2 separate regions of the Homo sapiens genome follow, and region 1 is linked to region 2. Evidence: chromatin loops called from intact Hi-C (ENCODE). Cell type or tissue: CD4-positive, alpha-beta T cell. All regions are shown on one strand. Links, peaks and the distances in the headings refer to the core of each region. The heading gives the core; the rest is flanking DNA. Region 1 holds the start of KCNC4 (potassium voltage-gated channel subfamily C member 4). Region 2 has its middle 11 kb from the start of KCNA2.

What was found. Hi-C counts contacts between places; a loop is a spot of excess contacts. Peaks named below come from ENCODE experiments on the same cell type or tissue, not always from the same donor. Only the 100,000 strongest peaks of a DNase experiment are listed, where the experiment ranks them.
Region 1: it touches region 2 in a loop (4-fold over the local background); 12 of 110 quality-filtered maps call a loop at or near these places.

Annotation. Positions count from the first base shown.
Region 1 is chr1:110,203,515-110,219,369 of GRCh38, forward strand. It overlaps KCNC4 (potassium voltage-gated channel subfamily C member 4), which reads left to right and starts at 6,800. Exons shown (of 4, transcript NM_001039574.3): 1 at 6,800-8,663. The coding sequence starts at 7,986. It overlaps KCNC4-DT (KCNC4 divergent transcript), which reads right to left and starts at 6,473. Exons shown (of 2, transcript NR_046546.1): 1 at 6,097-6,473; 2 at 4,936-5,690. RefSeq lists silencers at 4,398-4,457, 4,468-4,517, 6,480-7,159 and enhancers at 8,397-9,285, 11,637-11,716. In CD4-positive, alpha-beta T cell, for the core only: CTCF peaks have their summits at 4,433 (motif pointing right) and 4,633; DNase peaks (open chromatin) are centred at 4,407, 6,647, 7,617, 8,107 and 2 weaker places; H3K4me3 peaks cover 2,368 bases; H3K27ac peaks cover 955 bases.
Region 2 is chr1:110,612,422-110,622,893 of GRCh38, forward strand. It overlaps a transcript of KCNA2 not described here. Among named protein-coding and RNA genes, the nearest start is that of KCNA2, 11 kb to the left of the region's middle. In CD4-positive, alpha-beta T cell, for the core only: CTCF peaks have their summits at 3,536 (motif pointing left), 7,108 (motif pointing right) and 7,332; DNase peaks (open chromatin) are centred at 3,520, 7,120, 7,460 and 8,090; H3K4me3 peaks cover 1,320 bases; H3K27ac peaks cover 890 bases.

The DNA.
Region 1 (15,855 bases), core at 3,191-11,190, 410 kb before region 2:
ACCAAGATGCAGCATAACAAGGGCTTTGGTTCCAAGGAGCTCTAGAGTCATACTTCTCAAGTTCAAGTTCAAATGCCACCCAGCTTCCTGCTTCCTGGGAGGCCTTGAGCGAGTCATTTAATCGCTCTGAGCTTAAATGTCCTAGTCTGTAAAACAGACATAATAAATAGATTCAATGAGATAACACATGTTGGTCCAGTTATCTATTGCTGTGTTCCAAGTTACTCCAAGTCTGAGCGGCTTAAAACAACCATTCTATCTCGCAGTTTTCTGAGTAAGGAATTCAGGCAGGACTCGTCTGAGCAACTCTTCTGGTGGCAACCAAGGTCACTCAGTGATATTCAACTAGCAGCGAACTAGTCTGGAGGGTCCAAGGCAGCTGCCCTCACATTCACTCAAATGCCGGGCACTCCAGTGAGAATGGCTGGAAGACTGAGTTCAGCTGGGCCTGCCGGCCAGAGTGAGCACCTACAACTGCCTCTCCAGCATGGCTACTTGGCCAGACTTCTGACTGAAGGGCTTAGGGTCCCCAGAGAGACCATTTCAAGAGACAGGAGGTGGAAGCTGCCAGGTTTTTAAGGCCTGGGGCTGGAAAATGGCACAGTACCTCTACCATCTTCTGTGGGTCACAGCATCTGCCCAAATAAAGGGGAGGGCACACAGAAGCCCCCCTTGTTGATGGGGAGTGGGGAGAGTCTGGCTGCCCATGTAATGGGCTGATTCTAGAGTGTTAGGGATCTTTGTCATCAGTCACCTGCACATGCATGGAAGCCTTCTCCTGAGGGGATGTCAGCTTAGAGACACAGAACTGGGACACACAGCAGGTCATTTCTGGTGGGGAGGTGAGTGGTTAAGTTTGGGCCCTGGGTGGAGGGAGCAGTCAGAGGAGGATGAGAAGGGCATGCAGGAGGACAGGTGAGGCCACTGCTTCTGCCTCAGGTTTGCCCCAGGGCAGGTGGCATGAGTGGTTTGAATCATGGGTCTGTCGCCAACCATACCACCTTGGGGAAGCCACTTTAACCCTGGAATCTCCATTTTCTGATCTGTAAAAGGAGGACGACAATAAAATCTCTTCCTTAGAGATGGTATGAGGGAAAAATGAACTTCATCAGTAACATCTACTGGAATACAGTATCGACTTCTTTCCATATGGGGATACAATAGGTGCTCATTAAATATTTCCTTCCTTCCTTCTTGCGATCCTGGGCAAGGCCATGGGGCCTACTTCATTCTGGGGGCCCCATCACCCATGCAATGAGCCATCTCCTAAAGCTATTCACAAAGGACAGTTTCAGCCTAAAATCCAGAGAAGCCAAGGAAGGAAGGCAGAAAAGGAACTCTCTCCAGGAAAGGGAGTACCAGAGTGTGGGGGTCTCACTGATCCTGTACATTATCATGTTCACCCCAGCAGTCACCACCAGACAGCTCCAGTCATAGGGACTTGGGCCAAGGCTAAAGTATTCCACAGACCACAAGGCTATTGTGGGGTTTTGTTTTTGTTTTCTTTGTTGTTGGTTGGCCCCAAATTCTTTTTAATACTTCTCCCATCAAAAGTGGAGTCTATGCTCCTCCTCTTGAATCTGGGTGAGCAAATGCTTCCTGTGACCAACAGGGTATAGTAGAAGTGATGCTATGTGACTTCCAAGGCTAGATTAGGAAAGGCCGTGCCACTTCCACCTGGTGTTCTAGGGATACTCATTCTAGAGGCAGCCAGCTGCCATGTAAGACAGCCAACCACCCTGAGACTGCCATGCTAGGGAGGCGATATGTTTGCAGATGCTTAGGTTGACAGCTTCAGCTGAGCTTCCAGCCAACAGCCAGTGTCAACTGCCAGCCACATGAACACAGCATACTGAACGTTTAGCCCAGCTGAGCTTCAGATGTTTGCAGCCCGCTGACATCTGATTGTAGCTGCATAAGAGACCCTAAGCAAGAACTGTTCAACTGAGCCCTTCCTTATTTCCTGACCCATAAAATAATAAACAAAATAAAATGGCTGTTGGGTTTATATCACTACATACTAGGGGTAATTTGTTTCATAACAATAGTAACCAGAATATGAACCTTAGTGATTATCTGGTCAAACCTCCTTGTACAACAATGGGGGAAACGGAGGCCCAAAGAGGAAAAGACCAGACTTCCCACAACCAAGCAAGGGGAAGATCGGGGCCAATGCCTGGGTTTCTTGACTCCCAATCTAGTGCACTCTCTGCCACACAGCAAGAAACTGACAGGGAGGACTCCTCCCCCGCCACCCCCCGCCTCATTAATTCCATGCATCAAGCAAGCATGAATCAGGTATTTTGAGTGCCTGGGATTGTGCTGAGCACTGGGAATATACAAAGGACCAGGCAAGAGTCCCTGGCTCGCAGAGGCAGTCACAATCTGACTTGGGCATCTCCCTTCCTGGCACACTCACTGGTGCCAGGCACGCTGCTGCATTCTTTAATTACATCATCTTAGGTGGGAAGAAACCTTGAGATGGGAGAAGACTATGCCTGTCATTCAACCACAAACCCTTACAAAGATTGATCCATGCCAGGCACAGTCCTGGCTGCAGAGCATAAAGACTCAGTGGGGATCTGCTCTCTGTCCCTGGGTCTGAGCTGCCTGGGTTCTGGGTCCCTCCATTCTGCCCAGGGCTGACCCAAGCAGGGAAGAATCCCTGGACTTCAGGAGCACCCAAGAGGAACCTGAGTTTGGCCTGTCTCTCCAGACACCTGCTTCCCCTTTCCCCAGGATATTGCTGGAGGGGACTGGGCCCATCAGGACTAATTAACTCCTCTAATGGAATGAACCAGTTTTTCCTGGAACTTAGCCCAGGTGGGAGCAATCTCTACTTTTCTAGATGGAGAAATGCTAAGTGTCAAGAGGTCTTGCCAGCCGGACCCTGGGCTAGCGTGCATGTGGCAGGCGCGGTGGCGGGAGTGTGCTGTCTGGATGCAGGCTGAGTTCCCAGCCCAGGAGCCTTAAACAAGGAGGCCTCTAGGGTCCACTCAGCTGGTGGCCCCCGTATCGTTCTCTGTCCTTGGCCCAACACCAGCCCTAGCTCCGTCTCTCAGAGTTCGCTGCTGCTGCTTAGGCCTGACATCCCTAAGCGGGGGGAAGGTGTCCATGAGCTAACACTCAGGTCCCCTCCAACCCTATGACTCCAGGTCCATAGTGTATGAGGCCCTGAGCCCTGCCCAGGCCCGAGCTTCTGATCTCTTCTCTTTAAGAGCTGGGCCTTCAAAGGCCACCTTTGAGCCCCAGATACAACTTCACTGGGATTACCACAGCAACCCAACCCTGCTTTCAGTCCTGAGGCAGAGCCATTCTACTGATCTTCACAAGACCTGAATTACTAGGGCTAGGTTCTCCCCAGAGCCCCTCCCCCACCAACCCCCCTCCCCCCAAAGAAGGCTCTCACATTTGATTTGGAGCCTGCAAGTCTCTGCAGGCTGCTTGGGGTTGGGGGAGGCAGGATGAAGTGAGCTGAGACGCAGACAGGAGGCTGCCAGCCTGCTCTTGCCTTCCCTTCTCTTGTTCCCCCATGAGCGGGGAGGCCCTATCACCCTCTAATGAGTCTGATAAAGCAATTCAATTTTCCAGGCTGGGAGAGAGTGAGGCATGCTGGGAAAGGATGCTGGCTCCTTGGCCTGGACCTGAAGGAGGGTCAGTCCCTGGCAGGAGCTAGAATACCAAAAAGGGAAAGTGTGAGCACCAATGGATAGAACCTTGCCTTGGCCTGGAGCCCCTCACCACAAACAGGTTTCAAAGAAGGAAGATGGAGAGGAGATTGGATGGCTCCAGTCATCCTAAAGAGGCTGAGCCCATACAAAGCTCCCAGTGGGGAAAGGGGAAGGGTAAACGGCTTTGATTTCAGGCTTTCAGCTTCCTACGGACAGGGTCAGCGTCGGCACTCAGAGGGTGAGGACCTTATTATGCGGGTGGAGGGGGGGCCTGGAAAGGGTGCAGGTGCTTGACAGCCTCCATCGGTGCCCCTTTAGAATCTCCCATGGCCCTCTCTTCCTATTCTTTCACCACACCCTCACCCCTGATGAGGGAAACCCGCTGTGGCTGACACCTTCTGTGAACTGGCTTTCAGACAGGTGCTCTTCCCTGACAGCCTGAAGAAGCCAGGGCACTAAGGAGAGGACAAAAGAGAAAAGGTGAAAATGAGGGAAAGAAGCTTGGGGAACTAGGAATTTCCAATAGTGGCTGCTTTGTGGTCTTGCTTAAGCCTGTCAGGTATCAAGGTCTTGGAGGAATGAAGAAGGGAGGGAGTAGGCAGAGTCCCAATGGCAGAGTTAGGCTAGAAGATGTACCTGAGGTCCTGGAATCAACAGGAAGCCCAGAATCAGCTGCCACCCCATCTGCCCACATCACAGCCCCCAGAGCTCAGGGCGAGGTCTGGAGCCAGGATGTTCTAGCACCACCAGAGGGCAGCACCCTCACATCCATGGTAGGCTGTGTCACAGTAGCCTGGGCAGGGGGCTCTCCTATCCTTCCCCGGCTCTGTGTTTTGAGGGAACACCAAGACCTCACACAAAGAAATGATGGGGACAAGTCCCATAGTGCTAACTGCAGCATATCGACTCCCTCAGAGAGGTACACGTAACAGGTGAGCCCAGAGTTCTAGAATAAACCTTCAGCAAGGGTGAGGCATTCTCTGGAGGCCTCAGGACTGAGGCTGAGCTCCCCTCTCCCGAGCTGGTCAGTGCACAGAGCTGGGAGTCCTGGCCCCATGCACCTTTACCCAGCTGCCTCTCTCAGGCTGGGCCCTCTGTTTTTGTCAGCTCTTCCTAGGTTCCTATGCCTGTGTCCCAACTTTCTGATCTTCCTCCCTTCCCTCTTGGCCTCCTTTTTCCCTGGCAGCTTTCTCCCTTTACCCATCTCCCCAGGTGCTCATCACTATCCACAAGCACCGCAGAGTGGAAGCACCAGTTGGGCAGATTTACTAGGATGAGTGGCTGTTTTATTCACTGATGTATTTCCAGTACCCGGAACTGCTTCTGGCATATCGTAGGTATTCAATAAGTGTTCATTGAGTTAATAAGTCAATCAGGGGTGGGATACTATGGGTTTTGTCCCCTTGCCTACTACACTCCCTTTGTTACAATTACTGAGCTCAGTCATCCTGATGAACGGAAAGCAGGGGAGAGACCCCAAGGGACTTTGCCAGGACACGGACCAGATAGGACTTGAAAGTTATTCATTACATTAATATTCTGTGGTTCTTTCTTCCTCACTCCAGTTTCTGGCCTGTCCCGGGTCTTCTCTTCCCAGTCACACTTGGGATATTTCTTTTCACTGCAGCAAACTCAAAGACAGCTAAACTCTGAAATACAAACATCAGTTTCGAGGAGCAGGGACTGGGCACAAAGGGGGTGCCAGTAAATGTGTGTTTCTGATTAACTCACCTCCCCTGCGTGTCAGTACAGATCATCAAAGATCATTGTCATTTTGGTTTTCTGGCCTCATTAATAATGAGACTTTTGCTTGTAAAAATCCCTTGCATTGGCACTGAGCTTTTAACCTTTCCTGAGACACACATAGGCCCTTGTCTTGTTTTTCTCAGTTGAGCTAGGTACTGCCTGATCTGGAACTGGGAAGGTGCACAGGTGTCCAGGGCAGGTGTGTCATTCACCTTTCATTTCTGCCTCAAGATCTCTTTACATCATCCAGACAGGCATGGAGGCTGCCTGAAGCTGTAAAAAAGAAAAAAAAACCCAATGGGGATTAATATGAAGATGTAAAATAGGTTCTGGACTTAACAAAAACAAATGAATCTGGAAATTGCTCTTGGGATAGGGCCAGTAAAGTCCTGTTGGTGCCTACGTTTTGGGTATGGCAGCTTCTCAATCACTTAGCAAACAGGTTCTCAGAGGCAGGCACTGTGGGAGCTATCAAGATGAAAAAGCACAATGCCGCCTGCAGGAGCTCAGGGTTAGGGAGGGGAGAGGAGACATATACACAGGCAAAGTCAAATTGTAATGGGTAGAATAAGAGTAGAAACAGGAAGGGGTCATGAGGCAGGACACGGGCATTTCCTATGTGGACCCCAGAGCAATGACGAGCAAAGGCTTTAACTAATGACTTTTCAGGGCCACCCACCCACTCCACATCCATAAAACATTTCGCGATGAACACAGCCAGAGCTACGGTTTCCTTCCATCCGGCACAAGAAGCGCTTCTCTGCCCAAGGCCACCCCGTCCTCCATTCCATCGCGGGGACTTTGGTGGCTGGGACAGAGGCGGAGAGCATCAAGACCATGGGTGTCTTGGGCTACGTTGGGCCTCCGAGGCGCAGGATGCGGGGCGGGGTGGTCAGAAGGCCCCAACACGGTCCCTGGGAAAGGAGAGGGCAGCCTGATCCTCGCGACAGCGTCTCTACCCTCTTTCTTCCTTGGCCTTCCGTCAGCCGCAGTGAAACGGCAACAGTGCGACCAGCTTGGCGGGGAGGGGGCGAGGGACGAAGCAAGAAGAGCCGGGCGGAGGTTAGAGGTCAGGGGTCGAGAGCGCTTCGGTGTCAGCGGGCTGCGGTGGGAGGAGCTGCGGGCCCGGGGGAGGCGCGGAGCAGGGCTGAGGGGGGCGGGAGGGGTTGCCGGCGGAAGCGCGCAGGGGCGGCGCGCTGGGCTGGGCACTGGCGGCGAGGAGGTGACGCGCTTGGTTGGGGCTCGGCTCCGGGGAGGAAGACTGCGCTCGGTCGCCAGGGCCTGCAGTGAGTCGGATCGGCCCCGCGCTGCGCCGCGCCCCGCCCACCCCGCCCCGCGAAGGGCGCGTCTGGGCGAGGCGGGGCCCCGGAGGAAAAGGCGCCACTGGGGCGTGGCGGCCGCTGCCAGCGCCGGAGGGAGACCATGAGCCCCTAGGGCCCCAGCCCACCGGCGCCGAGGCGCCCCCTCCCCTATGCCACCTCGCGCCCGCCCCCTGCCGCGCGCGAGCCAAGGCCGGCGCCCCGCCCGGAGATGGGCAGACGCGTAGATGGCGTGGCTCCCAGCGCCGCCAGATCGCAGGAACCAGGCGCCGGGGCGTTGCGCTGAGGCTCCCTCTCCGCGCGGCCCGGGAAGCCTGCAGGTGTCCTTGGCCGCTCGGCCGCCGCCCCCGGTACACCTTCGCCAGTGCCCAGAGCCCGGCTCCCCAGAGCGGCCCCGCCCCCCAGGCTCGGCGCCGCGCAGGACGCCCCGTCTGAGGCACCCCCGCCCCAGCGCGGCCCCCGCAGCGCTGCGCCCGGTCCGGCGCAGCTCCCAGCCGCGGACGCAGGACCCGAGGCTCGCTCCTGCGGGCGCGCTTGTTTTCCAGCTGCCGCCTCGCCCTGCGCAGCCCCCGCCCGCCCGGCCGCCGCTCTCTGCTCTGCCCCGCCTGCCTTCCTCGCCCGGCGCTGGATTTATGAATGGGGGGAAGAGGCCACATGCCGCCGCCGCCGCCTCGTGTTGACCGCAAGCAGCCCGGGCCCACGGAGCTCCGGCTGCCGTGAGAGTGTCGGCCTGGCCCCGGCAGCCGCTCGGAGGACTTGTTGCTGCTGCGCTGCCGCCGCTGCGGGGAAGCCGGCTATTCCGGGGCTTGGTGCGGTCTTGGAGCCGGAGGGTGGCCCGTGTGAGCGCGAGCGCCCCGGACCTTCGCGGTGCGCGTGGACTGTGCGCTTCCTCGTCTTTGGTCGGGGTGAAGGCGGGGGCGTGTCCCCGGCCCAGAGCGTTTGTGTGTCCCGTCGTAGCGGGGGACCGCGTGTGTGCTTGCTTCTACTTCCCCGGGTCCTCCCTCTCTGCGCCTCCCTCTCTCCGGAGCTTCCTGCCCTAACCCCAACCACCTGTGTACCGGAGAAATCCAACTCCTCCCGCTCCGCGTCCTAGGGGGATAGGCAGGGGCAAGCCCAAGCCGCAGAGGGGGCCGCCACCGCCTCCTGCCTCCTCTTCGTCTCCTCCCCCTCCCCCGTCTGACGCTGCCTCCTCGGGAAGGGTGTTTGGAGGGCAGCGGCCGCCCCAAGCCGGAGCCCCGCAGCGCTTCTTATGATCAGCTCGGTGTGTGTCTCCTCCTACCGCGGGCGCAAGTCGGGGAACAAGCCTCCGTCCAAAACATGTCTGAAGGAGGAGATGGCCAAGGGCGAGGCGTCGGAGAAGATCATCATCAACGTGGGCGGCACGCGACATGAGACCTACCGCAGCACCCTGCGCACCCTACCGGGAACCCGCCTCGCCTGGCTGGCCGACCCCGACGGCGGGGGCCGGCCCGAGACCGATGGCGGCGGTGTGGGTAGCAGCGGCAGCAGCGGCGGCGGGGGCTGCGAGTTCTTCTTCGACAGGCACCCGGGCGTCTTCGCCTACGTGCTCAACTACTACCGCACCGGCAAGCTGCACTGCCCCGCGGACGTGTGCGGGCCGCTCTTCGAAGAGGAGCTCACCTTCTGGGGCATCGACGAGACCGACGTGGAACCCTGCTGCTGGATGACCTACCGGCAGCACCGCGACGCCGAGGAGGCGCTCGACATCTTCGAGAGCCCGGACGGAGGCGGCAGCGGCGCGGGGCCCAGCGACGAGGCCGGCGACGATGAGCGGGAGCTGGCCCTGCAGCGACTGGGCCCCCACGAGGGAGGCGCGGGCCATGGCGCCGGGTCTGGGGGCTGCCGCGGCTGGCAGCCCCGCATGTGGGCGCTCTTCGAGGATCCCTACTCCTCCCGGGCCGCTAGGGTGAGTGGCAGGAGCCCGTGTCTCCCCATCTTGGGTCTGCAAGGGGTCCGTGGTGGGTGGTGGGTAGGGGCCGGGAGGAGCAGGGACCGAGCCTGACTTACCTTACCACCGCAGATTGTTCCCGCCTTCCTCTCAACCCCCCTCCGTGGCTCGCAGGGGAATTACACACTCCCACCCTCTCCCCTGCACGCTCCATCAGGAGATTGCACACACTTGACTTACTACTTGGACCCAGTCCCAGCTGCCTGCTTTGCCGCATCCCCTCCAGTGAGTGGGGTGCCCAGCTCAGCTCCTCCACCCCCTTCTTTGGTCTGCACAGGCTGCCCTATCTTCAGCTGCCCTCCACTCCACACAGGACTACGGTCCTGGAAGAGCTGGAATTTGGTCTTCTGATGGGGGCAGGCAGGGTTGAGAGGAAGGAAACTAGGGTGGGTTTTGTTAGATGCTTCCATGCCGTGCCACCTCATTTACATCCTCCCAGCAGCTCAGTGTGCTCACAACTATGCACTTCAGAGAGGAGGATATAGGCTTCAGCATCTTAAGCTCAGAAGAGGCAAAGCTGAGACCACAATCCGGCCTCCTTTCCAGGTTTAAGAAAGGCATTCTTTCTGCCAGGGAGGATACCATGCCCCTGAGGCTTCCTGCACACCTGGGATGTCCTGGCCTCAGCTGGGGTGAGAGGAGAATTAAACACGAAGGGCCTAGCGTTCTAGGCTCTGCAGGCTCCCACGGCCAGTGGCCAGCCACAGGCTTCCTGGTGATGATACCAGATTTTTGTTGCCGCTTCTTTTCTTTCTGCTGCAGCACAAACTGTCTTTCCAGAAAGCCCTGGTTCAGGTTACTGCTTGAAATGGGTGTATGAGGGAAGGGGGAAGCACAGGTTGATTTAGGCAAGACCTACCGCCTCCTCCCCAAGTAAATCCAGTTTCCCTAACTCCTTTAGGTGAAAGGGGAGAACGGGGGAGGTGCTTCCCCCATTATGCTTCGACAGCTAAAAAAAAAAAAAAAAAAAAAAAAAAATCCCTGAAGGATGGCTTTAGATTCTTTAAAGAAAGAAAACTCTGGGGGCTGGTGTCGGATCTCATGGTCAGCAGCCTAAAGCCTGGCTGGAGTCTGTCTGGGAGACAGGAAAGAGCAATGTAACTTGTTGGGTCTGGGGACTGCTGCTTGCTGTGGAACCTGGTTGGTTCCTCCAGCATCCCAAATTGTCATGTTAATGAGTCTCAGAGCACCCTCCCTTTCCCAGCACCCCTGTGCTGGACTCCTTCCTAGTCATAGAAGAAGGCAGGGTAGGGAATTGGGGAACAGGCCTGCAGGGAAAAGCCAGGCTGGCATAAATGCCAGGCCAGGGCAGATGCATCTTCTGCCTGGAAGAGAAGGGAGGAGCAGAGGTCTCAGGGGCCATGGCATACCGGGCTGGGGCTGCAGGCAGCCACGAGAAGGCAGGGATCTTTCTCAGGACTGACAACAAAGCTAGAGGCAACTGTCTGGGTTTCTTTCCTTGCAGCCCTGAGACTGGCTAAGAAGGTGAGGGCATAGTGATGCCCCTGGCCTGGGTCTGCTGTGAGTTCTACAGACTTCTCATGTAGGTCACTAACCTTGCTAGTGTTAGCACTTGGCTGTCTGCATTAGGGGAGAGAGGGCAGGCACACATCATTCAGACTCTTTCAAAGTTGGGGGTCGGGGAGGAGAGATAGAGATAGAGATGGGGAAAGGGGACAAACCAGGGAAGCAGGGATGAGATGAGGTGGTTAGGGGAGCTAGGCCCTATTTCTGAGCATTCTGGGACTTCTAGGGGCTTTTCACCTGCTCTTCTTCCCCTCTGGAATTCCAGGTGGCACCCCACATATCATTGAGTTTATTTTCTTCCTAACTCACTGCTGAATGGCCAAGCCAGGGGGCCTCTTTGAGTAAGCTCAGAGCCTGGCCTGCCCCTGGAAGTCTTCCCAGGAACCCAGGGTGCTTTGCCCCTTTGACATGGAATCACATCAGCCCAGGCATTCCAGTTGAGGTCTTGAAGTTTATGATGGAGCAAGGTTAATTCTTCCATTTAAACATTGAGAAAACCAGGATTCAGAGACATTAAGTTTCTTGCCAAAGACATTTAACTAATAGCAGAGGCAGGAAACCACCCCTAGTTTCCAGCCTTCTGGTTGTTCATCCTGATGTGAATATCTGGATGGAGCTCTGGCCAACACATGCACTAAAAGAGGACTTGCCTCCTGCTCAGGAGCCCAGGCAAAGGCAACCCTCACCTGCTCCCGGGACACACAAGTGGGAATACATAATTTTTACAAATTAATGAATAACTGCTCATTATTGAGCACCCCAGACAGATACATTGCTGTATATACTTTACATTAATCTCTAATCCTCCCAATAAACTTAAAACCCGGTGATTATCCCCGTTTAATAGATTGAGGCTGTGAGAAGGTAAACAACTTGCCTGAGATCACACAGCCAGATAGTGGCCAGGCTTTGAATCAAAGCCAGAGTCCCTGACTCCCAAGCCCTTGCTCTTGTGATTACAACACCTTCTTTCCACTGAACTAGGCTGTTTTTGAGGCAGAGAGCTTGTTTCTTACTGTAGCCTGAGAAATGTCCTTCTGAGGTTCTGTACCTCCTGTGGATGACATCAGAAAACCCAGGGGCAGATGGAGACGTCAGAAGGAAGACTTACTGTATTACCCCTCCAGGCCTGAGGGTACTATGCCATGCGGGGAGTTCTGGGGCTGCACTTTCCCCCCTCCATTTGCCCCTGGCTTGTCACACTGTCCCATCCTTCCCAGCCCTGTTCCCCCCGGTATATGTGCTACCTTCCCTCGCTCACAGCTACCTCCTCCCTGGAAGGGCCCGCAGCACTGTGGGGTGGTGGGCGAAGAGGGAGAGAGGAGCAGTGCTCTGCCCTGAGGCGTCCTTTCGCACACAGCAACCTGGTCATTTGAGTAGTGCGTTATGACAGGAGCAAAACGATACAAATGGAAAGTGAACTGAGCTGATTATGAGAGCCTGTTGCCTAGCTACAGGCCTGGCCCAAGGAGCTGTTCCGCTCAGGCAGGCTCCTGGACTGGGATGCTCACCCCTGCTCCACTGTGCTGGGCCCATGGGCAGCTGCTGCTGTGGTTCCGTTTCTGTGGCCTGAGCTGGGAACAGGTACGAGGGGCAGGGCAGAGTGAAGGCTCACCGTGGAGACTTCACAGCCTCAGGGGGCCCAGTGGAGGTTTGGCAGCATCCGAAACTTTAGAAACCTGCACCTTCTTTTCTGAGAGCAGACAAGAGGCCTGGAGAATGGGGCCAGGATGCCCTTCCCCTACCCTAGTCTCCAAGGTCTCCAGGGCAGGGCTGGCTTTAGCTCAGCTATCAGCCTTATTAAGGATTACAGTTCCTCTCCTTTGGCTAAATCAGCACATTTTTCCTGTGATGTTTCCCTTTTGAGTAGAGGAGGGGACCCACAGGAACTCCCTGCTCCAGGAAGGCAGCTCCAGCAGGGTCTTCCCCTTTGTTAAGTGTCAGTTACTATGTGGGAGGCTTGGCCTGTGCTTTCTGCTACTACTCATCTGGCCTAGGTGAGGCAGATATTGTTAACATCTGTGTATCAGTATACAGATAAGGAAACAGGCCTGGTGGGGCTTTCTCAAGGTCGCACCACTTGTGGTAGAACTAGGATCCAAACCTAGGTCTCATCAATCTAAGTCTGTGCTCCTCCTATGGCCTCTGGCTCCTGCCCAGAGAGGATCTCTGGTTTCCAGAGGGTGGCCCCTCACTGGAGAGCTTCTTCCTCCACTCTGCTCTTATCTGTTCCTTTACTTCTCACTCCCCAGAATTGGTCAAGGATAACCTCTCTTCTCACTGTGGGATTTCCATAGGAAAAATGAAGGGAGGCGTGGCTGGGAGAAAAGACTAAGGGAAGCTCCCTGGCCCAGGCAGAGCATGAAACCAAGGCCTTCTAGGAAAGGAGCAGAGCTGCATTCCTGCCTGCCCGCTTCTGAAGTTCCCTGGCTTCTCTGGTCCGGGCATTGCCTGGGGGACAGGTCAGTGATCACGACAGGCTTTAAAGTGAGGGCCAGGACTCACTGATGCTGTGCCCTCTGAGCTAGGGTGAACCAGGAACCTGAGCCCAGGAGGGCAGTACCCTGGCTTTCTGAGCTCCCCAGGAGGGCAGTGCCAAGCCTGCCCGGGGCAGCCCCTCCACCTCCTTCCTGAGGAGCAGGCAGGGGCCAGGCTGAAGGCTGCAGGACTCCCTGCAGGCCCTGCCCGCAGGGCATCCTCCCAGTTTCCTCTTGGGTTTGTTTTCTTCTCTTGTTCTGAACAGATCAACATTTGTCTCTGAACATCTTGTCTCTGAATGCTGAGGTGTTTCTGGTTGTCACATTAGGGGTGGGGTGTGGAGTAGGGAAGGGGAGAAAGTAAACGAGCTATTTTGGAGACTCGGGGGAAGAGCAGGCAGGCAGGAGCAGAGCCAGGCAGCTTGGCCTTGAGGGTAGGAGACCCTGGGCCCTTCACCCCCACCCATGGGCAGTGTCAGCCTGGGATGCTGGGCACCAGAGCTCTGTGCAACCCTCATTCCCTGTGCGTAACTGACTTGCCATGACCTCTGGCCCTGCTCCCTGCTGGAATTTTCTTCAGGCTAAGGGGTGGTCACCTGGCCCCTAGCAGGGGTCCTTATCTGGAAGTGGACCTGGCTCGCTCTGGAGGGCAGCAGAGGTCCTAGGGCCCCAGCACCTAGAGGTATTACTGGGCATATACCCTTGTCACTTTGTCCCAGTCAGTGGAGCTGATGACCTCTTCTTCTGACAGGCTCATCAGGACCAGGAGAGAGAGCAGGGGGTCACCTTGGCCCCAGTCATTCAGAAAACACTTACTGCGTACTTACCATACACATGTGGGGTTCTAGAAATCCAAAGATGAGTCAGAGGGGGCCATGCTCCTGACAAAAGCCAAGTCGGGTAGAGTAAGTGGCAGTCAAGGGAAATTAGGTGACAAGAAATGGCAACAGTAATACAAGACGGATCATGAGAGGTGCCACAGGAGTCGTAAGAAAATAAAGTTCAATAGGAAGTGAGAGGAGGAATCAATAAATCCCACCTCTACGTGGGATGAGGTGTAGGAGGTGTTCAGAGAGGCTTCCACAAGGAACTAGAAGTTGAATTGGGTGGGCCTTGTAGGATACTGACTTAGTGCCTTAAATAATTTTTTCAAAGAGTCACATTATAAATACATACATAAATAAATAAAATTTCCATGTGGGTAGAGCTAAACCATATGCAGCGTTAGGGAAAGGGGGAATTTTCTGGTCAGGTGACCAGCTCAAGCAGAGCTTGGACAGTGTGGGGCCTGGGTGGGCAATAACCAGGAATTCCATTTGACTGAATAGCGGGTTCTTGGATAGTGATCCGGGCTAGACTGAATTCCTTCTGGGGTAGGGACTCATCCGTTCTGGGCAACCCAGAGGCCCTGAGAGGCCCCAAGTGCTGGCTCGTCGGAGGGTGAGCATAGGTAGAGGTGGGTTCTGGACACTGGGACCAGAAGGTCCTGGCTCAGCATGGGGTGGGGGCAGGGCCAGGTCCTGTTCCTAGGGGCACCCATGGAGGGGAGAGGAGGGGATGTTTCTCTGCTGGGACCTAGGCCTTAGTGCGGGCCCTCAACCAGGAGCCAGGGATAGCTCAGAGATGCTTTGTTTGGCAGACCTTCTCATTTCCTGCCTCTTACCCCCGGGACTGCCCCACTGTCTTCCAGCACTGCCTGGGCACAAGGATCTTGCTTCCCTGGAAGGCTCAGTCCCTCAGTCCCTCACCCCATCCCCACAGATCTTACTCTGCCAGTGTCTTTGGCTGTGTTCTCAATTTTCCCTTCTCCTACACTTCATCCTTAATATAGGTTTTTGGGCCTGAGTCTCCTTATGTTTATCTGTCCATCTGTCTCCCTGGCCCTTCTTCCTGGGCTCTCCTCCCCTGCCCCCGCTGATTGTATGCAGTTCCCAATGATTGGTGTCTGTCACCTCTCCCCTCGACCCAGCCTGTGCCAGATTCCTGGAATGCTCTAGGCTTTGTGCTGAGTTTTACAAGTATCATTTCTTTGCATCCTCAAAACAACTGTACCAGGTAGATACTACCCTCATCCCCTCAAACATAGCAAGCAGATTGTAGCCTCAGGACCTTTGCACTACTCATCCCTTCTGCCTCGAACTCTCCGGTTCTTCGTATGACTCACTCCTTCACTCTTCAGGGCTGTTCAGGTGTCACCTTGTCATTAAGGCCTTACCTGACCTCTCTATTGGAAACAACTCCCCTATCCTCCCACCCGTTATCTCCTTTTTCTCTTTATTTTTTTTCATAACCCTTAGACCACCTGACATACTGTGTATTTTGCTTGTTTATTTGTTAAAGTCGGCCTCCACTAGAATGTAAGGTCCCGGGGCAAGGGTGGTTGTCTGGTATTTTCCCAAACACGGTGTCTTGTACTTGGTAGGCGCTCCCTTTTTCACTTTATAAATGAAGACCTTAAGGCTTGGAGAGGTTAAGGAACTCATGCAGGTCTCATATGCAGTCAGTAGCAGAGCCCAACTTGAACCCAGAAGTGTGTGGCTTTACATTTCTAGGGACAGTCCAACGGTGGGGTTGGTGGAGGAGGATGGTAATAGGGCTGAACAACTGGGCCTTTGGAGAGGGGTGAGTTTTCAACAGGACACAGGAGCCCAGGGGGCGCAGGGAGTTGGGAGGAGAGGCGCTCTCCTGCTTAGAGGATGGGAGCCTGCTGTCCAGGGTGCTGAGACCCTCCTGCATCCTCCCAGCAGGAGAGGAGCTGCCCCTGGTGGAGCCAGTTCACCGGCAGTTTTCTACTTGGGAAGTTTTGCCTTCCAGCAGAATCCATGCCCTTTGTGGTGGAAAGAACTAGCAGCTTCAGCCATGAAAATCAGGACAAGCAAGCACTCCTCCCTGGGCCTCAGTTTCTTCATCTGTAAAACAGCAGAAATGGAGTTGAACTGGATAACTTTCTCAGTCTCCGTTTTTCACTTCTAAAAAGCAAAGATTCTGTGGTATTTTGGCTCCAGATTCGGCTCACCTTCAAAAGCTGCACGCAGAGGACCCTAACCCTCCTCAACTCTTATCTCCATTTTATGGAGCACCTATTGGGTGCCAGGCATTTACCATGTAGAAGCTCATTTAATCCTACCGTAACACTGTGAAGGGGG
Region 2 (10,472 bases), core at 2,473-10,472:
TTGCCCAAACCAGAAGCCTGGATGTCCTTATCAACTGTCTTCTTCCTCCTTCACCCGACACACTCCACATGCAGCCAATCACTTGGCCTTGGTGTCTGTTTGCTTCTCTCTGATTCCCTCTCCCTCCCCACGCCGCCCTGGTTCAAGCCACCAGCAGGCACAGTCTGGGTCACTGCAACCCCTGTTGGTCCTGTCTTCAGACTTGTTCCCCTCTGGTCTCTTCTCCCCACAGTTGCTATAGAGACCCCACTAAAGTGCAGGTAGGATCTATCACCTCTTCAACTACTCATTGGTGCCCTATTGCTAGGATCAACCTGCATTTCCTAAAAAGCGAGCAAAGCCTTTCATGATCTGATGTTCCCCTGTCTTCCCTCTAAACCTCCATCCTGGAAGTCCACACTGGCATCACATTAAACTGCCTCGAAAGCTCTAACTGGCTTAAAACAGACAGGTCAGGTTAAGACTTGAAGTCAGACAGGCCTGGGGTGGAGCCCCTCCTCCACTGCTTGCCATTCACATGACCTTAGGTGGGGTGTTTTTCCTCTCTGAGTCTCAGGTTCCAATCTGTAAAATGGGATTAATAATGCCCAATGCTTGCTCTGAGGATTAAATGAGATAGTGGGCACAAGGTATTTATCTCAGTGACTTCCAGGAAGGTGTCAAGAAACGTGAGCTTCCAGATGGCTCCAGGTGTTTCTGCTTTGACTCCAGCAGCCCCCTGGCCAGAATGCCCTACCTTCCTCCTTCCCTGTCACTTCAATGACTTCTTCTGACACTCAACTTATGTCACATCCTCCACGAAGCCTTTCTTAACCCTCTTCCTGGTCTCCACCCACCAACAATATGCTCCGGACACAGACCTGTCACACCAGGTCCTGAGGGGCCTGTGTCCATCTGCACGCAGTCTTCCACTAGGTGGAAGCACCCTGAGGGCAGGGCCATGTCTCTTCTGCCCTTGCATACTGGTATCTGCTCCAGGCTGGGCACAAAGAAGCTGCCCTGGCAGTGTTTGTGAACCAGCAAACACCAGCAGATGCACAGCCTCTATGGTGCCCACAGCTTAACTGCCTCTCCTTGCCTTTCAGCCCTAGACTTGGTGTCCTTAGAGGGCCCTCACTTCTGAAGAAACTTGAGTTGCCACAGGGCCAGCCAGGGGCTATTTCTGACTCCTGCCCAAGAGGCTGAGAGGGGTCAAGAGGGAAGACCAGCCTTGCACCAGTCACTACTACCAGGAGGAGGATGCACCAGGCAACCCCTGTATCAGAGGATAGCAGGGCAGGGAGGAGGGTTTCCCAGAGCTGGTGGCTCCCTCTCTATTTTATAGAGAGCTTAAGCATCTTGTTCAGGGTCACCCAGCCAGTCCAGGCAAGAACCACGGTTTGAACTCAGGCACTGTGGCTCCAGAATTCATGCTCCTATCCATCCTGCTGTGCTGTTCTCATAGAGTGGGTATACTGTGGGCTGGACCTCGTCCTGTCCACTAGTCACTCTGTGCTTTAAGCTCTCCTAAGGACCCGTGGTCTTCCAGCTTCTGCTCACACGTGCTTATTGCCTCCTACCAAGGATCATTCCAACTTTGGACAGAGCTAACTTTTCAATTGCCTTTTGTGGACCTGGAATTATCCTTCTTGAAGCTTTCACTCAGGCGTCCCACCTGTGGCCATAGAGAGCAATTCTTCCTCCCCTCCCCTGCACCTTGCAGAGATCAGCACTTTACAAAGTTGAAAACAGTGGCGAGGAGCTCCATGGCTTCTCTTCTTTGAGGTCATTATTCCCAGGTCCTCAACTCTTCCTTATATGCTGTGGCTTGAGGTCTTGCACTACCCTGGCCATCCTCGGAAGTTTTCTAACTTCAAAGTGGGCCATGTATCAAAGTCTCCAGAGGAGAACACTTTGACCCTAGTGTGGCCCAGTTATCCCAGAAGTGCAGACAGTATCACTGTTTTTGCTTCATAAAAGTAGCCTAACACAGGTTGACTCCCTAGTGTCTGCGTTATGTGGCTGAATTAGCTGGGCCTGAAGGTTACTCTAAGCCCCACGTCCTTCTTCTCTCCCTTTTATGGCCTTTGGTCAATAGAGAAGAGGAATAGAACAGAAAAACAAGAAGCAAGTTGATATCATGGAAAGGCCCTTGGCCTGCCAGTTTCTGTCCTGACTTTATTACCAGGTGACCTTGTAAGTCACTTCCCCTCTTTGGGCCCCAGTTTCTTCATCTGTAAAATGGGAAAGCTGGGCTACTTCTTATTCTATGATTCGTTCTTCAACTTTACCTGGCTGAGGAATGGGAGCCTTAAGCAGATGAATGCATATACCTCCTTTATCTCCACTGGCACCATGGGTCCTCCTACTGTCACTATTTTGCTGAGAGGACATCAAGGCTCAGAGGTCATAGGACCTGCTCAAGGTTGCATGGCTCTAGTAAGTGGCAGAGCTGGGATTCCAGCCCAGACTTTGCTGATCCCCACATCAACCGTTACCCCAACACATGTCACTGCCTGTTTAAAAGGGAGAAAGGACTTTCAAAGATGCCAAATCATTTTGAAAACGAATCCTGCAAACATTCCAAACAGTGCAAACCTGATGCTCAGTGCATCTTAATGATGTTCTCTGAGTCCAAGAAGGGTCATTACAAAGGGAACACAGGGAATCTTTGACTCTGAGGCCTTGCAGAAAGGGGCTGAAATTGCAGTGAGGAGTTTCCTGAAGTTCAACCTGAGGAAAATGACTGGCCCTACTGGAAGTTTCATGGCCTAAGGCACCCAAAGGCGACCTGTAAGATCACAGCAGGGCCCGCCTGCCACACACCACTTACCTAGGGCCTTACCTGAATGCTAAGGAAGTAGAATTAGAGGCATGAAAGACTAGGTAGAAAACAGTTGGATAAAAAAACGTGTTTGTTGAATGGAGTAAACTCTTGTGTGGACAGGCAGTGGGGCTTGCCCTGGGAACTCAAATCTGAGGCTCTGGAGTGACTCAGCCTCTCTGGCTCAAGTATTTTTATTTTTATTTCAAACATACATATTTTCTGAATTGATTAAAAGAACAAAACATCCTAAGTCCCCTACTCCCAAACTCTCCTGCTATGAGGAGGTTGAAGGTGGTCACTAGAATGGGGCTATTAGAAAGATTTTCTTTGCCACCAGATGTTCCGCTCCTGATCTTCCTTAAAGGCAATCCCTTGGCACTACTTGTTAGTGTCAGCAACAGTGATGCTTTGGTGCTTCGATCGACCCAAGTCTTTGAAGCAGGGGAGGGAAAGGTAGACAAGTGAGGAGGTGGCTAAATCATCCTGGCATTCCTGGTGTTGCAGAACCAACGTGTATCTAGAAGAGTACAGGGAAGATGACTTAGGAGTGGAAGAGAGCCTGGGGCACAAACGACAGCTAGGAGGAGGGACAGAGGGTCGGGGCGCCTGGGGAGGAGAACCTCTGTGGTTTCCTGTCCCTCTCACACTCGCAACCAGGAGTCTTGGGATGCTTGCTGTTCACCTGAAATTCTAGGCTCATCCAACAGTGCCACCCAATGGCCACATGGGTGCAGGGACGTGCCTAAGGAAGTGGAAACCAGATGGGAGGAGAAAAGAGCCTCACCAATTCAGAAAAAGAGAGACCTGAGTTTCTTTCTGCCTTGAGGATGTGGTATAGGGCTCTCCAGGGGTCTTTGGACCTGGGCAGAGCCATGCTTTAAGGGTTCTGCATGCCTCAAAGGAATTCCTCTCTTCTCTGAACTCTGGCCATTAGAATCTGCTGGGTTAAATCAGGGACTCTGTAACCTGCAGATCCCCAAGTCAGCCTGGAGAGATGGGGCATCTGTAGCCCCTGGCCCAGGCTTCACTTCCTGAGATGATGAGGGGCTGGCAATGCAGCCCCACCCCCACCCCCACCACCCAGGTTCATCTAGTCAGGGTCAGGGGCCGTGGCAGTTGTCAGGTCAGCTCTGTGGGACAGCGGGGTAGAGGGTGGAAGTCAGAATGTGGAGTGACTTCATAGGGGGCTGCGCATCACTTCCCTTCTCTTCCAGCTGCACCTTTCCAAAGTCCAGGAGCTTTCAGGAAATAAGAAAAAGTTCTTTCTTTAAGAAACATGGGACCCCAGAGTTAGATCATAAATAAGCCAGCATGGTTCCTAAGGAAAAAACAACAGAGCCTGGGAACAACCGAGCCAGGGTCTAACTGAAACTCTCCAGGCTATGTGAGAAGGATAATTCCTAACAGAGGCAGGTGCTATGTTCACTCCCATTCAACAGTTACAGAAACAAGCTTGGTGAGGCTGAGTGGCTTGCCTGTAGCCACATAGCCAGCAGCTGGGTGCAAAAGGCAGGAGCTGAGTCATGGTCTGTCCTCTAGCCCCGGCTCTAAACCAGGCATCGAGCCAAGCACTGTGGGGGACACACAGAGCGTGGCACAGAGGAGGTGCTTGATAAATACTAGTTCCTTCCCTAGAAGGATGGATAAGGAAGCAGAATTGTCAACAATTGACTCTAACCCAAGGCAGAATGAATTGGCTTAAATTGAAGAATAAAGTACAAAAGCACCTAAGAAGAGGAAAGCCTTCACCAAGGATGGAAATTGAGAGATGTCTTTACGGAGGAGCAGAATGTCCAAAGACCCCGAAAGAGGTGTTGAAGTGAAGCTTGGGCATTCTTCATGGGCAATCTGCATGCCTCACTGCCTGCTTCATTCATTCACTCCCTGGAGAAGGGCTCTCTGCAACAGCCTATCTCACACTGTGTGAGGAGGGATTTTGAGGATTTTGTTCTCTCCTGTACCCCCAGTGCCTGGAGCACACTGGGAGCTTAATACATATTTGTGAGCTAAATACCCAAATGGGTGAGTGGATTCCAGGAAAAAGGCACAACAGGGACAGACCAGAGAAGCAGCCTCACCTGTGCCAGGGACTCTGCGCCAGATGGAGTGCCAGGAGCGAGCAGTGTGGGAGGACATGGTAAAATGAGAGGTCGATGGGGGAAGACTGAGAAAGGCCTTGAAGTCATGCTGAGGAGTTCAGGTTGTCCTGTAGGTGATAGGGAGCCATTGAGAGTTCTGAGTGGGAGAGACAGGATCCAATCTATGTTTCAGAAAGATAACTTGGGAAATGTGGAGTATAGTGGAAAGGATGGGTCTAAGAGCAGAGGCAGGAAACTGGTAAGGAGGAGGTTGCTTCCCCTCAGAGATGTCAAGGGTCTGGACTCAGGCCATTTGTTCAATAGGTGAACGGTAGAAGGGATGAAGGCAGTGATGAAGAGAAAAGCACCAAAAGGGAGACATTACAGGGAGTGTAGGATTCAGTGATCAGCGAGATGGGAGAGGGAGAGAGAGTGTGGAGGGGCCGCCACAGGGCTTCAGAGAGGTGGTGTGCGAAGTGCATGTGCACCTGTGTGTGTGCACTCATGCATGTGTCGAGGGATGGAGCTCACATGGTGGGCAGTTCTGACATACATGGGGGTTTGTGGGGCTGCTCTGATGGGCCTGTTCCTTGTCAACAGGGCAGATGGCAATGCTGGCCTGATGCTCAGGAGAGAGGTAGAGGGTAGGGAATGGAGAGTTGAAAGTCATCATCATGGAGGGGTCATTGAAGCCAAGGGTGAGAATGAGATCCCCCAGGATGAGAATGTAGATGGAGTGAGAAGAGCAGAGAGGGCCTGGGTGCGGCGGCTCATGCCTGTAATCCCAGCATTTTGGGAGGCCAAAGCAGGAGGATTGCTTGAGGCCAGGAGTTTGAAACCAGCTTGTGCAACATAGTGAGACCCTGTCTCTACAAAAAATAATTTAAAAAAATTATCTGGGCATGATGGCACCCACCTGTAGTCTTAGCTACTTGGGAGCCTGAGGTGGGAGGATCACTTGAGTCCAAGAGTTCGAGGTTACAGTGAGGTATGATCGTGCCACTGCACTCCTGGCTGACATGTGAGTGACCTGTCAGTGTGTGAGAAAAGGCATTTTATCCTCTTTTAATTCCTCTCTGGAGAGTGGAGCCTAGAACCCTGACTGCCTCTGACCTTGCCGTCCAGTTAGGGTGTGGCCCTGGAATGTGGCTGCCTTCCCTCAGTTCTTTCCCTGTGGAATTGCTGCTCTGTGTGGGCTTCCTTTCCTTTCGGAGGTAGGATGAGGCAGCTTGGGTGGCCCTCAGATGGGAAAAAGACCCAGGAGAGCCACGAAAGGAACATAAGGAGAGGATGGAGAGGGTAGAGAGCCCTGCTCAGGTGCACCGAACATCATGACTTAGAGTCTAATTGGCAGCTCAAACATGGCACATCCCAAACCAAATTCTTGCTTCCTTCCCATGCCCCCACACCTGAACCCCCATCCCTCTGAGTAGCACCACTCCTCCCTCATCCAGTTGCTCAGGCCCAAACCCCGGGACACAGCCTTTGGCTAATCCAACAGGGATTCCTATGGCCTCTGCCTTCAGACCATCTTCTGAACCAGATGTCTTATCTCTTCCGGCAGGCGAAGCAAACCTGGCCCCAGATGCTCTACTCTCACCTGGGCTCCTCACAGGCCTCCCTGTTCCTATTCATGCCCTCGCAGAAGCCAGAGTGATTTTATAAACAACATAAATCGAGTTGTTTTATGCCTTTGTTCAAAGTCCAGTAGTTGTTCACTACTCTCAGAACTAAGCCTGAAGTCCTATGGCCCAGAAGGCTCTGTACCGTCTGTCCCCTGGACACCTTTCTGACTTCATTTCCAACCACCCTCTGCAGCTGCCTCCTTCCTGGTCTCCACACCCAAAGAATGCATCCCTGTGGCCTGGCTGTCCCCACTCCCTGGGAGACTGTACCCCCAAACATGCTCATGACTTGCTCTGCTTACACATTACTTTATGTAATTCCTTTATGGGGCCTCTGCTTACACATTACTTCCTAGGAGATGCCTGGCACACACTAGGAAAACGAATGAATGCATGTATGATAATACCGGTTTTAACCTTGTGCCTGGCACATAGGAAGTTCTTACAAGGTCTCCTGTCTCGGCTATGAAATCTGCTCCCACTCCCAAGGGTATGGCTGGTTCTTTGTAAAGGAGGCCCCTCCTACACATACAAGGTGGAAATCAGCTCTGCAGAAAAGACAGACGCACGAGCTGCCACTGGCCGCCAGGGGGCGCCACATGCAGCGGTATCTGCACACTGTGGCTCGGGCGGCAATGCGGCAATCTGGGAGGGCTGCGGCCGTCAACGCCCACGCAGCAGGGAGAGACCGGGAGTGGACAGCCACAGGCAGGGCTTCTTAACCAGCCGCGCCTGGCTCCCTGCGCATCCCGTATCCCGGGTCCTAAGAGATAAAAGGTCAGGGGAGATTTTGAGGGTTTGATATTTTTCGCCACCTATTTGTTAAGCCCTTAAACCCCAGCACTTTCAGTCACCTGAGGTCACCTCTCTGACAACACCTCCCCTTCCGCATTCTAAAAATACAAAACCCAGAAACAGAAGCTTTAGTGTGGTTAAGTAACATACACTCTCTGCCTGACAAACTCCTCAGCCCTCCCCTGGACAGCTCCCAGTCTCTCCAAGCCGACTTAACGTCCTAGGAGACCACCTCTCCCTGTTCACGTGCCCTGTAGCAAATGCTGCTGTGAACTGCGATTGTGTGAGCTTCCTGAGAGCAGCTTAATGAGAGAGAGAGAGCGAGAGCGAGAGAGAGAGAGAGAGAGAGAGAGAGAGAGAGAGTGAGTGAGAGAGAGAGAGAGAAATTTGGTGGGTAAGACTTCTCAGCCCCCAGACCAAATTGGATATCCCTAACATACCCCTGTCCTCACACATCCCGGCCTCTCCTTTCAGACCCTCTCTTCTCCTTTCCCTCTGTGTGAACCATGTCAGGCAGGTTAGCCTTGGAGGCTCTCAGTGTAGACAGTGTCTTAGAGATCCCCTCACTCTTCTTGGGTGCACCCGGCAAACACGGGTTCCAGGAACTCACTGATCACCGCCCCATCCACAGCCCAGGTCTTCCTGTTGTTTTGTGGTCTACTGTGATTGGTGGGAACGTCTGCCCACCGTAGCCAGCAAACTCTGTCTCCCAGGCATGGCTGCCCATCGTCTCACCTGTCTTTCCCATTGCGCCTTCTCGGAGGTGAAGGCTGTGCTGTTAAGAACCCCACTTGGCAGAAGGCCAGAGAGGAGGGCTGGGCAGGGCAGGGTAGGGCATGAACAGTGAGCTGTTGGTCTAGGCAGGGCATGAATTGATGGTGAGCTGTTGGCCTAACCAACAGATGGTCTGAGGTGAGGATGCAGGGTGGAGAGAGTGCTAGGGTCAAGGTAGCATTTGAAGTGGGTAAAGTCGGTCATCTAGGTGCTCCTGTCATCCACATAGCTCCTGAGTTTTGTTCATTATCACTGAAAGTTCCTTTTAAAATATCCTTCCCACACACCCCCAGCGGCCCCGTGTGTTGGATCATCTTGCCTGCAAAACAAACTGCTCTTATTATGTAATGATGAGTGAGTGCGTCTATCCACCGTTAACAACCTGAACATTTGTAACAACCAACATAGCTTCTGGCTGGCGTGAGAGGCTGTGGACTGCCTCACTCTCACTAAAGTGTGAGAATTCAGCCCCAAGTAGAGTCACTTGACATTCTGTTTTGCCTGGGCAGGCTTGTCACATGTAATAGTGTGACTTTCTCTCAGGCTTCTTGAAATTCTAAAATAACTGAAGCGCCTCCATATGACCCTCTTGGACAACCAATCTCTGGGGATTCCTGGGTGCGGATACTGGCTTTGGTGTCTGACTTGCTCTGTCCTGCAGAGTCCCACTCCTTGTTTGCTGGGTGGGTAAGTGTTCATTAGCTAATATTTTTAACGGTTTCCATAAAAAATGGATTAGTGTGCTAATTTTAACCATAGCTTCACATGGCATAATGCCTTAGCCCAATAAAATACATAAAATTGTATATACAGCCTGATTATAACTTCATTAAAAAGCAACAACAAGGGGTAGGATTTCTAGCCATGGCAGAGTGAAGATAAAATTATATGCTTATATTAGAAAAGAAGATCTTACATCAATGACCTCGTTTCCAACTTAAGAAACTAGAAAAAGGAGAGCAAGTGAAACCCAAAATGAGCAGAAGGAAGGAAATAATAAAGATTAGAATGGAAATTGATAAAACAGAGAACAATAGATAAAATCAATGAAATCAAAACTGGTACTTTAAGAAGATTAATAAAATAGATAAGTATCTAGCCAGTCTAACCAGAAAAAAAGAGAAATAACCAATATCAGAAATGAGAGAGATGACATTACTATTATTAACTCTACAGACCTCAAAAGGACAATGAGGGAAATTCTAAACAACTCTATGACAATAAATTGGACAACTTGGTTGAAATGGAGAAATTCCGTGAGAGACATAAACTACCAAACCTCACACAAAGGAAACAAATAACCCAGTACCCCATAGTTATTTAAAAAATAAATATGTAGTTTAAAACCTGCTTAGTTTTAACTAATTTTCTTGGTTAAAAACAAAGAAAATTCCAGGTTCAGATGCTAAACTGACTAATGCTACCAAATGTTTAAGGAAGAAATAATTCTACACAAATTCTTTTAGAAAATGGAAAAGATAATACTTTTCAATCCATTATGTGAGGCCAGCATTACACTTATACCAAAACCAGACAAAAACATCACCAGTAAAGAAAACTACAGGACAATATGCTTCATGAACATAGACGTACAAACCGAATAAAGACGTATGAAATCAAATACAAAATAATAAGAAAAGAATAATACATCATGACCAAATGGAGTTTGTCATAGAAATTCAAGGTTGGTTTAACTTTAAGAAATCAATGTAATTCACCATATGAAAAATATGAAAAAGCAAAACCACATGATTATCTTAATAGACAGAGAAAAATGTTTGAAAATATTCAGTATTCACTTGTGATAACATCTTTCAGCAAACTAGGAATAAAGGGAGTTTTTTTGACCTAATAAAATACATCTATAAAAAAACCTGTAGCCAACATTATACTTAATGATGAAAGACGGAATGCTTTCCTTCTAAAATCAAGAAGACAAGGATTTCTGCTTTCACCATTTCTATTTAAGATTCTATTGGAGCTTGTACCCAGCACAATAAGGTAAGGAAAAGAAATAAATGGCATCTAGATTGTAAAGGAAGAAGCAAAATTATCTTTATTCACAGGTGGCATGGTTATTTATGTAGAAAATCCAATGGAATCTACCAAAAGAGCTACTAGAATTCATAAGTGAGTTTAGAGAGATGTCACAATACAAGATCAATGTACAAAAATCAATCATTTTTCTAAATACAACAAACAATTATAAATTGAGATTTAAAAACCCCATTTACAATAGCATTAAAATATAAGATACTTAGGGACAAATCTGAGAAAGGATGTGAAAGACCTATACACTGAAAATTCTGAAACATTAATGGTAGAAATGAAAGACCTAAATAATTGGAAAAATAGACTGCATTCCAAGGTCAGAAGATAATATTGTCAAGACAT